Regions from separate parts of the Mus musculus genome. Here region 1 is linked to region 2. A link is a contact called in ENCODE Hi-C or POLR2A ChIA-PET data. All regions are on one chromosome and are shown on one strand. Each heading gives the region's core, a stretch centred on a gene start or an enhancer-like site at or near the end of the contact. The rest is flanking DNA. Distances are from core to core; before and after follow the strand shown. Region 1 holds the start of 4933402D24Rik (RIKEN cDNA 4933402D24 gene). Region 2 overlaps Klf7 (Kruppel-like factor 7 (ubiquitous)).

Region 1 (6,146 bases), core at 1,241-3,740, 270 kb before region 2:
TGTGTGTGTGTGTGTGTGTGTGTGTGTGTGTGTGTGTGTGTGTGAGAAGTAGGAGATAGTTTATCCTGAATAGGGGCAAAGTTGGTTGGCCCAAGGCATTCTTTTTCTCCCACAGGCTGCTTGGGGGTCGTGTAGCTCACAGGCTCTTTCTTTCATTGTATCCTTCCTGCAGAGTAAAAATTCTTCTTCAAGAGCTACAGTAATCCTTCCTGCTTGTGTTAGTAACATGCAGTTGTTTTGGAGATGGAATATTACTCTCACAAACACTTCCAGAGAATTCTACCTTCCCTGGGTCTGACCTAGAGTCGTCCACACCCTCGTTTCTTACCTTCTTATCCTGGGAGCAGGCTCTGGTTCCATGGCAAGTGACTTCCCCAAGGTTCCTGAGCCTGGTCCAATAAATAGAAAGCATCTCCACTTCTCTTCAAGAAACCAAGTCTGTAAGAATCCTCAGTGGTGGGAAAGTGGTTTCACAATTGGGTTTCATTTTAAACAAGTGATTCGATGCACTGGAGGGCTAATATTAGTAAATGAAGTTGATAAAACTCAGTCATAGGCTCTGTGTGTGTGTGTGTGATAGCTTTTCCCTCATGACCTAGTACCTGAGATAATGAGTACAAGAGTAGCAAATGTTTAATTTTTGCTCATGGGTTCAGAGGTTTTAGGCTGCAGTTGGAAGAGTATTTGATGAGTCTGTTTAAGCAGACTGAAGCCCTCCCACTCCTTCAAAATACAACAGCCACTGATTTTTAAGCATTTCCCTTAAAGTTTAAGTAAACAAAACATCCAACTCTGAGAACCATCTTACCCATTTACAGGTGAAGACACCAAGACTCCCACTTTACTATGCCACATAACTCTGAGGAAGTTATTTAAATTCCTAGCTACTACATTCCACATATTATATATATTATAGTCTTGTAGCAATCAGAAGCCAGTTGTTTTCAAGAAAAAGTCTTAATGTTCTTATTTTTATAATAGAATATGAGAGAACTAGCACATTATAAATGGGTGGCCATTTTCATTTTGAAGTGAGTTTTACCTTGGATGAGAAAGGTTGTTTGTCTTTTCTTTCTGTATGTTGATCTATGGGGAGTCAAGGATAGCAGTGCTGTTGGGCCAAGGATGAGGACACCCAGTTTGTAGGCTCTACCTCTACCATGTGAATGGTCCAGACCTTGGTTTTTTCCACTCTATGAAAGATGAAGCTGGAGTAGATAATTTCTAAGACAGGACGTGCTTCCACCTTTAAAAATTCTCAACATAAGCTGCAATTCTCCAACCCATCATCCTAAACCAGGCTTTAAACTTCTGGATGAATAGGCTTCCATCCCAGGACCAAGAATATGCAGTTCCTCTTAAATCAAACTCAACATTAAATTGCACTGCAAACAAAAAGTTTCACACGGTTTGAATGTTGCTGTGTAGAATTTAATGAGCTCCATATGCCTGACCTCTGGAAGGAAATGATGTTGGGAACTGTAGCTGGGGAAGAGGCTAAGGGCATCAGCATCTGCTGTGAGTTACTTGGAGGGAAGGGAACCGACCGCATTTTTGTATCACTGCCAAGCTGGAGAGGTGGAAACGCTTTGCAATCTGTGCGCTCACCTTCTGAGAGCGGGCTGACAGTTTTCCAATGTTTTCCTTGCTCTTCGGGAAGTTGTGGAGGACAGCAGATTCTAACTTCCTTTCTGTAGCTGCAGCAAACATCTCAAGTCTGCGGGGGCAATTGGGTTTCAGGTCCGTGCTGAAGAGAGCAGGCTGTCCTAGGAGACACATGAATGATGTGACTGACCACTAGACTTGTTTGAAAGAATCTGCTATCCCTGCTGGGCCCTTCCTAAAACCCGGGTCTGATAACAGCATCCTTTCTCCTTATTAATATATATACATACATCCTCTCTGCTATACACAGACTGTCAAATTGGACCTGGATGCACTTTGGAAAGGTTCTTTGGTCTTCTATCTTTACCCTCTTGTGCCCCATCTACGGACCCCTCAACAGCATTCAGGTTTCATCTCTCTGGACTTTCTAAGTGCTTTCTCCTCTGCGGTGTCCCTACCATCTGTTTATCACGCAGGATGCTCCTGCACCACACAACTCATTGACCACTTTGCAGGATGCGTCTCCATTCTCCCCTTTGCCCTCTGTGCTTTGTCTTTTCTGTCTCATAACCCTGTTGGAGTGAGGAGGGGGCTGTGCAGTCTGCTCCCAGTCAGTTGGAAAGGTTTTTGTGAATGAGACCTTGTGGGCTCCTTTCCTTTATTTTCTGGGGGCAGAAAACAATCTAATTTCAGTAAATGTTGGTTAAATGAAGACAGGAAAGAAGGAAGCTAGGGCCAGAAATTCTTCAGGGCAACGCAAGAGCCTGTCTCTTAAGGCTTCTTGGATTCCTCTGGTTACCTCGTCTAAAATAATTCATGTCCATCAGCTGTTCTGCGGCACATCCTTTCTGAAGACTATTGTCTAATGGTAGGAGACAGTTAGTGTTCTACTGACCATAGGGGGTTGCTATGAAACAGAACAGAACAGAGAGCATCAGCAGATTCCTCATCTTCTCACAATGCTGCTGTGTGCCCTGTACAGACGACACCGAAAGACTCTTCTCTTAGAGATGTGCTGCACAAAGTCATTTTCTGTGTCACTCGTTGCAAACAGACAGTTCTCTCCAATTGGAGAGGCAACCATTTATGTCTTTTGTCATAGAGTAGGATTCCATTCATATTTTTGTTCCTACATTCATTTCAGAGGGTTTCTCAAGACCTGAACTATTTTTTGGCAAACTATCACTTTTCTTCCTGGTACTAGACTCAGAGAATAAAGGCCATTTATGCTTTTTTTTTTTAATTATTAAGAGTTGTATCAAAATTGAAAATCAGAATTCTGCGTTGTCATATTTTCATGAGACATGGCAGTATTCAAACACATTGTCTCATGTGATTTTTGCAACAGACTTGTGACATGAACGAGGCAAATATCAGAGGTAGAAAAATCAGAGGTAGAAGGTGACATGATACTGTGGGTGGGTGACTCCCCTCTCAATCCCAGTCATCTTAAGTGAGGAGGACCACTAGCCGTGCAGAACAGCATGGTTTGGGTTACCTTTGCAAGTGTTTAAATCCCGAGTCAGGCAAACCATGTTGGGTGCTGCCTGCTTCCCGTTGTCATGTTCTTCATGCGTGATAGGATTGAGGGAGGAAAACAAGAAGGACTGACCATTCTTTTAGTGACCGTTTTAATGTAGAATCACAGCTGAATTTACTTGGAGGGGGGAGGCCGGTTGTAAGATTATTGTTTTTCTTCTTTTTGTTTTAAACTGAGACTATCTGTCCCCTTTCATCATTTTCAGAGAACTGCTAGGGCAGACGTTGGGAAGGAATATAGCAAGTCCATTTGTTAGAATACCTGGACCCTCCTCAGAAAAGGTGAGGGTGATCAGTATGTTAAGAGCTCAGTTAAAAACAGGGAACATTAAAAGCAGGTAAACTGGGGGTTCCCTGTGAACACGTGCCTTCGTTAGAAAAATGGAATTTGAGGCTCTAAAACACAGCCTGTTTCCAAGTAATTGCTGAGTTCCCCCAAATCTTGTTTAACATATTGCTGGGATAATGCATATGAGATGGTTAAAAATGGAAGGGAGAAAAAAAAATTCCCCAACACCCTTAGAGGAATTTGCAATTCATAAAGTTACTGCCAATTTTGCATTATAGTTGCCATGGCAGCCGTGCTAGGCTGCTGCTCAAACATTCCTCAGAAGGGGAAGGAATAGTATATAATAAGCTCTTCAAGTGTAATTTTTTATTGTAGTTGAATTAGTGTGTAATTCTCGTGTGAGCAGCCCAGTAATCCGTGAATGCGCACTCTAGCAACGATGCCGATTTCTTATCTCTGCGTGCTTATGCAATCTATGAAAAAGTTGCTGCCTGCTCCCAGTGCTTGCTAATTAATTATTAAAAAATAACAAAAAAAGCATTAGTGGCAATTAATTAATTACAAAAGCAAAAGCACAAACAATAAAAACAGCATTTTGAACATGACTCCAAGGGCCTGGCCAGCTTGTTAAATGGAACTGCTTTCAGCCAAGCTTCAAGGCTGAGTTTTGTGTCTCACCCTGCTCCTTCCATGTTTGCGAAGTAGCCATCAGAGCCAGTTGTTAGACCAAAATAATGCTTTATTTTTGTCGTCTACATAGGGAGCGTTTTTGAAAAAAAAAAACCTAAATTTTCTTTGCTCAGCTTCTGGGGAGTGAGTCTAACAGGTTGCACCATCCAGGTCTGAAACAAAGGCAGTTTTGGCTTCAGTGCCCTATACCCCAGGCCTGTATTTCACTGAGGGAGAGACACTGTAGACAAGTCATTTTTATTAGTTTGTTTTGCATTGTGACAAAGTAGCTAAGGATGGGTAGTTTAGAAAGAAACCAGGTTTATTTAGCCATAGTTTTAAAAACTGAAATCCTAAACAACACAGTGGCAGCCCTGGAGTGGCACCTCTGGCTACATTGCAACATGGCAGTGGCTATCACGTGGAAAGGACATGTAAATGGGAAAACTCACATAGTGAGACAGGAAGCCAAAGAGAAGGAAGGGCTGGGCTCTCTGACGATTATCTTATAGACCCATATTCATCTCCTTAGTGACCCAATCAGCTTACAGAAGACCCCACCTCTTTTAAACATTCCATTACCTCCCCAACCTTGAGCTTCCAATGAGGAGCCCTTAGGGGACATACTCAAGACATATCCAGACAATAGCACTATGGTGGTTTGAATAGGTTTGGCTCCCATAGACACATGTGTTTTGAATGTGTGACCCATGGGGAGTGGCACTATTTGAGGATGTGGTCTTATAGGAGGAAGTATGTCACTGTGGGGTGAGTTTTGAGGTCTCTACACTCAAACTATTCCCAGTGTGGAAAGAGAGCCTCCTCCTAACTGCTTTCGGAAGACATAGTCTCCTTTTGCTGACTTTGTATCAAGATGGATAACTCTCAGCTCCTTCTCCAGCACCATGTCTGCCTGCACACTACAGTGCTTCTCAGAATAATGGACTAAACCTCTGAAACTGTAAGCCAGCCCCAATTAAATGTTGTCCTTTATAAGAGTTGCCTTGGTCATGGTATCTCTTCACAGCAATAAAACCCTAACTAAGAAGCGTCTGTGGACCTTTAAGGTTGAGGTGTCTTCATTTGTATAAATCGAATGATCAGGGCTTTGTGGCAGTGCTTACTAGAGTCAGAGACAAGTGGATAGAAATAGCCTAAAGTTAGCATGGTGTTTTTATTTCCTATTGTTTTCAAATTACTACAAAGTGGCTCAAAACGTACATTTATTATTGTACAGAGCTAGAATCAGAAGTTCAATGTGACTCTAACCAGGTTCAAATTAAGAAGTGGATGGGCAATGCTGTCTTCTGTGGGATCTCAGAGAATCCAAGTTTTGTGGTTGGCTTTTTCAGCTACTGGAGTTTCCATGCATCCCTTGGATTGAGCTTCCTCCCTCCCTCTTCAAACCTCGCAATGTCCAATAGACTCTCTTGCATCACTCAGCTTACTTTGACACTGACTTTTCTGCCTCTCTCTTCTACTTATAAGGATGCCTATGATGAGACTGCACCCTCCCTGATAAGCCAAGGAAATCACTCTTTCTTTTTTTTTTTTTCAAGCTGGAGTAGCCATTTTATTTATTTTTTTTTTTAAATTAGTTATTTTCCTCATTTACATTTTCAATGCTATCCCAAAGGTCCCCCATACCCACCCCCCCAATCCCCTACCCACCCACTCCCCCTTTTTGGCCCTGGCGTTCCCCTGTACTGGGGCATATAAAGTTTGCAAGTCCAAAGGGCCTCTCTTTCCAGTGATGGCTGACTAGGCCATCTTTTGATACATATGCAGCTAGAGACAAGAGCTCCAGGGTACTGGTTAGTTCATATTGTTGTTCCACATATAGGGTTGCAGTTCCCTATAGCTCCTTGGGTAATTTCTCTAGCTCCTCCATTAGGGGCCGTGTGACCCATCCAATAGCTGACTGTGATCATCCACTTCTGTGTTTGCTAGGCCCCGGCATAGTCTCACAAGAGAGAGCTATAACTGGGTCCTTTCAGCAAAATCTTGCTAGTGTATGCAATGGTGTCAGCATTTGGAAGCTGAT
Region 2 (6,408 bases), core at 751-3,250:
AAGTCATGTCCACTTTTAAATCTTTGGAATAAATCAGATTTCTTTTTTCTTTAATACCCTCCAACTAACATATACATAATTGCTTCTGGCAAATGGAGTATGTGTGTGTGTGTGTGTGTGTGTATGCACCCGTGCGCACACGTGTGTGTTTACAATGGTTTCTTTTCTTTTTTTCTTTTTGGTCTAAATTGGAAAAAAAAAGTAAAACAAAAATGAAATTTCTAAAGGCTAGACCTCGAAATGCCCCAACTGTCCAACTGGAAGCTATAGCATTTGTGACAAAGCGGTCCCTTTACCCTCAGACAAGTAGATTCAACATTTCAGTAAAACCAAAGCCGTAGAAAGCTGAGAACCCAAGTGCCAAGGATCTTGAAGGTTGCTGTCATATGTGTTTGTGTTGCTTATATTATTATTATTATTTCTTTTAAAAGACTTCAGTTTTGCATCCCAAATATGTATGGGCGGCATTTTAACAGTCAGTGGATAAAACAGTCAGAGGAGGGCAGGAGGGAGCCAGCTGGTATGAGGGTGCAGCAACCTTGTACGGACCAAACGCCACTTTTGTTTGTTAGACGCGTCTTGAAGGGATGGTCCCAGAATATACAAAATATACAATCTGCCTTAATACCCACCCCGCTTGCTTGCATAGGCCAGTTAATGGTCCTAAAGGCAGTCTTTGGAGTTTAGGCCAGTGCCAGCTAGCTAAGAATTCGGGAAGATAGAAACCAACATTGGATGTGTGTGTGTGATATGCAAGTGAGCAATATAAATCCCTTGGAATCAGCTTTCAGGGTAAATATGAGGCCTCTGTTGATCTTGGGTGCTCTAGGTCACAAGCCATGGTGGGTCTAGCCAAAAAGAACCAGTACCCCCTAAAGAAAGCGCCCCCCCACCAACACCCGTAGAGACATCATAAGAGTGACACATTCACCCTTTCCTTAATGGACAACCTTCATTCCCACAATGGCATTTTGAAGTATGCATTTAACAAGTGGGTACCATGATCTCAGAGGGTGAGTGAGGGAAGGGATGGGATGATGTTTTGTGAAGCCTCTAGATTTGGGAGGCATCCGCGGACTCCCCCACTCCTGGAAAGAGTGAGATTTTTGGCTTTTTTGTCAGGTCATAACCCAGAGTTAGATTAAATACGCAGCTGCCCTTTGAGACTAGCGAGATCTATGCTGTAAGTAGTTATAGGGTAGCAAGGACAGTAGAGTAGCCGCTCACTGTGAGCTGAGGTCATCACGCCTTAAGGAGGGATGAGAGAACTCTGATGTCCCATCTGATTGGCTGCTTCGAGAGCTAGACATCCAGGTGCCGAGAGAGTCCTGGAGAGGTTTAGTCCACGGAGAAAAGATAAAACATTTAAGCTTCCAAATAAGCTTTTTTTTTTTTTTCAAGTTTTCATTAGCAAAAAATCAGAGAGATTTAAAAAGAAAAAATCTAGCACTGGCAAGAAGGTGAGGCTCAAGGGGTATACTGTGATTTATCATCAAGGACTTTTATTCTCTTGGCCACTTTGCAGTCATGCTAGAAGTTTTCAGAATCCCTAGTGCATATGATGTGCGAGAGTCAAAAAAAGTAAGAAAAGAAAACTCCTCCCTCGAGAGTAAAGTCTAGAGAGATGCAGGCCAGAAAGGTGTAAGGTGTAAATCCACAGTCTGCTGCCGCTAAGGCCGTTGGTAGCAATTCAAAAGATCTCACTGGTCCTAAGAAGAACCAAAACCAACCGACAGTTCTGTGAGGAAGTCTGACGTACGGAATAGTAGGACTTTTCACACACAAAGGACAAATAACCCAGGAGTTAAGTTTGGCTACCAAACTGCAATTTGGTTTTCTAGGTCAATCTCCCCCAACTATTTAAAAAGAAACATTAGTGCTACACATATGCAACCATAAGATGTTGGATTCTCTTATCACGTTGCACTGAGAAGTTATGTAAGCCTCTTGGACTGCGGCCACCATGGAGACAGACATCCGTTTGCTTTGTTTTCCATTGGCAACATTGGGAAGTGATCCAGTAGCGCTGGGGTCAGCAGCCAGTGCCTTGCCGAGTTCACCTGGCTTCCTTCTTCCTTGTCTTCTATCATCTGGCTAGGGCAAGGCATAAGAAATAGACGTATATACTTTAAATATAGTTGAGTGCATGAGAGTGGATCTGTGTGTGGGTCTGTGTGTGAGAGGGTGTGTGTACGTGTGCGTGTACATGTATGCACACAGAGGTTTGTAAGCGAGAACTTTCTTCTGCGAGGCAGTTCTCCCCGCCTGAAGTCCAGCCCTCTGCCTCACTGCATTTCCTTCGGACATTGGCTGCTGCCATGGCAACTCTGGCCTTTGCGGTGTTTTGTTCTTGTTGTTTTTTTTTTTTTTACTTTTGTTTGTTTTTATTTTGTCTTGTTTTGTTTTGTTTAGATATGTCTCTTCATATGGAGCGCAAGATGGTCAGACCTGGAGAAACACCTAGAACGACAAACAACAAGCATGTCAGAGAGGTCCAGCTACTTTTCTCAGTTTTAAAGAGAGACAGCACTTGTGAGTTATGGAGAGACGAGGAAGTGTGCTGGAGGAGTCAGCTCGGGTCAGACTGCTTTAATTCAGACCCTAGCTCTTCCAGTAGCAGCGTGGCTGATGGGGACACTGTCTCTTACGTTTATTTAAGGATTAGGCAAGAGAAGTATCATAATATCACATCGCACAGAGTAAGATGTCACTACACGGGGACTGTTATGATTATAACTATACTTATCTAAGAAGGAACAAAATGTGGAAGTGCTCTCTAAACACATGACATGCTCATGCACTGTATATACAATAATGAATAACTGGCCTATGTCACCAGTTAGTAGAACACTGATGTTTCAACACCCACTTTGCTGTCTCGGGCTTTACCATGAAAGCCTAGGAGTGTATTGCCTATAATTCCAGGTCCACACAGGCATAATATATTCACACCAAGACAAAGAACAGAGTGGTGTTCACAGATAGCCCCAACACTATCCTGGGGACATCTCCATGATGAGTCAGTCAGTGTGTGTGTGTGCATCTGTCTGTCTGTCTGTCTGATTCAGTATGTGTTAAAGAACTAAGGGGAGGATACATAGGTGGAGAGTCATGGAATAAAGACTGGGGCTGAGGCTCTTGGACTAACACTTGGGGCTTAAGTTCCATAATCGAGCACCTTCCTTGGCAGATGCTATGGTCATCTTCCTTCCTCTTTACTCTGATGGTAGACATATGAGAGTCTCTTGGGTAGAAACCCTTTTATGTTCTCACTAGTATAAAGCTGACCTTCCTTCTAAAGTGAAAGCCATGGCGGCAGTGATTGCTAAGCAACAGTCACATGACACACAGAGGCCAAAGGAAAGGTGGTTCTATAGCTACTGAAATTACTGGAAGAGAGACATGCTCCTTCCACTGGGAATGCTAAATTGCTAGGAGATGAGCTTTGAGCTGCTAGTGTGCCCATACTGCCGCTGGAGAAGGAAGTGAGCAGAGAAAAGAATCTGGATGGTATCTGGGAACTTGGATTTAGCCAACCTTAAAGACAAACTGAATTCCATTTCTAATAGTTATTCGAGCTAATAATCTAAGCTTGTTAATAAGTAGCCGTTTACACTGACATCAGTCTAAGGCAGGTTTCTGCATCTTACCAATAACAGTGTGGGCATTTCCGTGCTCTAACAGTTTGCAATATCAGGGTCTGGCGGAAGTACCTGCTGTGATGCATGTAAAGCAACAGCCATGCATGGTCTGGCTGTGTGCTCTCTCCTTAAGCTAGCCCTTGCCTGGACTATGACAACATTCCTAGGCATCGCTGTAGCTTGAGATAGCTCCACCACTCAAATTCCTTGCTAGGACATTAGCAAGCTACCCATTCAGGCTTGCAGAGTTTCCTGTCCAAAGCAAGGCTTCCCTGTGTTTGCTCATTCTTAAACAAACAAATCACAAATCCACCCTGTTCCCTGACCCCATACTCTCCACACCCTCTGTTTATGCCCATTCCTTAAATAGGTACATGTGTACAACAGTATCCCAGGAGATGATAAGAAAAAAAGACAAGGCTGGGCCAGTGGTGGCGTACGCCTTTAATCCCCGCACTTGGGAGGCAGGGGCAGGCAGATTTCTGAGTTTGAGGCCAGCCTGGTCTACAGAGTGAGTTCCAGGACAGCCAGGACTACACAGAGAAACCCTGTCTCGAAAAACAAAACAAACAACAAGAAAAGAAAAGAAAAGAAAAAAAGAGAGGAGAGGGGAGGAGAGGAGAGGAGAGGAGAGGAGAGGAGAGGAGAGGAGAGGAGAGGAGAGGAGAGGAGAGGAGAGGAGAGGAGAGGAGAGGAAAAAAAAAAGACAAAGACAACAGAAAACTTACAGAACAGGAAACTTACAGCATAACAATCTACTACAAGATCCCCCGAATAACAGTGCCAGTCCCAGCAGCTTATTTTAGGCCCTTAATTTAGAGTGAACTTGTTATCTGGACTGTCCCTATGAAACAACTGAAACAGATTCAAGGTATTATAAAACAGTGATATAGCTAAACAGTCTTCGGGATATTCAGCTTTGAACTTGCACAATTCTGTACTGTCATGGGACTCACTGTCTTGCTCTCTTCCCTTCCCTCCATCCCCCCCCCTTTTTTTTTTTGCCTTTTCTAGCATCTAGAGGCTGCCCACACCATTTCTGGAAACTCCAACCCTCCATCATCAAAGTAGAATCCTTAAAAATGCCAGAGGCGGGTGAAAGAGCCAGAGCAGCTGGTATGGCGGAGGACCGGGAGTCTCCAGCAGTGAACGTGGGCAGCCTCCGGCCCAGCAGTTCTCAACCTGTGGGCTGCAACCCTTTCTCAGGGGTCACCTATAGCCATCAGTATACACAGATTTTACATTAGGATTCATAACTATACCAAAAAAAACTATAAAGTAGGACGAAAATAATTTTACGCTTGGGGGTCATCACAGCGTGAGAAACTGTATTAAAGGGTTGCAGCACTAGGAAGGTTGAGACCCACTACCCTAGATCCCGGAAAAAGGCAATAAATCAACTCCAGACCCTCAAACCTCTAGAACAGACAGGCTACTGACATAGCCTTGGGAGAGGGACTTATGTTGAATTGAAAGTTATTAGACTGTCAAGAGAACGATTTTGTAATGTAAATTAGCACAAGGCGCCTGGTTGCTATGGCAGTGGTCAGGGTGGGGTTAGGATCCGAGAGAAATCAAGAGAACAGGCCCTTGGAATCCCGTGTCCAGGGTAACTGGGGATTTGAACAGGTGTGATAAGGAGAGGCCCTGGCAGAGGGTTAAACCCTTTACTTTGCTTCTTAGGTGCTGGGAACATGTAACATTATTCACCCAGTCACACGTGTTCAGCTTTTCCTCTGCTCTACTGTGACAGGTCATCTAGCCATATATGCCCAACTATCTGCCCTTATCCTGTAATGCTTTTCAGGAAAACAGCCAAGTCCTTTAGCATGGTATGAAATACACGCTGTGTGCCAACCGACCCCAAACGGGCATCTTCATTTGCTCAAATTCCAGGAAATGTTTGATACTCAGACCTACAACAGATCCCCACCATTAAGACCTACAACAGATTCCCCACCACTCAAATTCAACAGACCAGGTCAGGTACTTGGGTGGGATTAATTTATATTTATCAATTTATATTTACTGAGCTCGGCATAGAAACAGGAAAGACTATAGATAAGCTGCGCGTCTAGAAGTACAGAATCCAATCACTTTAAAGGGTACCGTACCCCAGGAAGTACTCATAAAGACTCAAAAGCCTACTGACCTCACACGACACGGTCCTTACTGATTGTGACTGCTACGTTACAGAGGACTAGTCGGTGTTCTCTCGCTTATGGTCAGGACCCTTTGAAGTCAAATGTGTTATTAAACCAACTGCAATCCTCTAGGGGACTCAGAGGCTAATACTTTCATCACCTAAAGGTGTACTGTCGTACTAAAACACCCCCACTCAACTATCCAAGGCCTTGTCTGACTACCTGAGTAACAGCCCCACCTGGATCCTAACAGCCTACTTAGGAGAAGGCTTTTCTGAGTGTTCCCTGGGGAAGAAGTACAGGCCAGTGAACTACCATCAGTAGCCTCATGCTCTCTGGGCTGTGAAAGACCTGTCCCTCTGGCACGGCATCACTTAGTAAGCTACAGTAGGTTCTGTCTGGCCATGGCAGCGATACGATGGTGAGGATCCTCTGTAAATCACCTCACTGGGTTTCCCTCCAGCCTGAACCTGAAGCCTGAGTGTCTTCAGAGGCCAGTCAGGGAAAGCATGCAATGCAATGGGGCCAAGTATAACAAACACGTAACACCCCTCCCCCCAGATTGTTTCTTTACATTTGTGGTAAGGCACCAAGTATGGAGAAATGGTACTCTCTATAAGAGG

Evidence for each region. Hi-C counts contacts between places; a loop is a spot of excess contacts on that map. ChIA-PET counts read pairs that join two places held with the same protein, here RNA polymerase II (POLR2A).
Region 1: a loop to region 2 is called in a map of left cerebral cortex, with 3 times the contacts of the local background. The contact joins the promoter of 4933402D24Rik here to the enhancer-like site in region 2. A Hi-C loop is called at or near these places in 4 of 37 maps with a recorded cell type or tissue (heart and left cerebral cortex). POLR2A ChIA-PET finds 5 or more read pairs at or near these places in 1 of 5 experiments (Patski).

What each region holds. Positions count from the first base shown.
Region 1 is chr1:63,766,777-63,772,922 of GRCm38, forward strand. 4933402D24Rik (RIKEN cDNA 4933402D24 gene) reads right to left here and starts at 2,491. Exons shown (of 3, transcript NM_001256158.1): 1 at 2,405-2,491; 2 at 1,609-1,766. The coding sequence starts at 2,429.
Region 2 is chr1:64,033,305-64,039,712 of GRCm38, forward strand. Klf7 (Kruppel-like factor 7 (ubiquitous)) reads right to left here. Exons shown (of 4, transcript NM_033563.2): 4 at 2,359-2,460. The coding sequence ends at 2,409. Among named protein-coding and RNA genes, the nearest start is that of Mir6899, 6.0 kb to the right of the region's middle. Within about 2 kb of position 2,001, at least 2 of the 3 ENCODE cell types and tissues checked have a DNase peak (open chromatin) inside an H3K27ac peak, as active enhancers do; they include left cerebral cortex, where a contact is called at or near this core.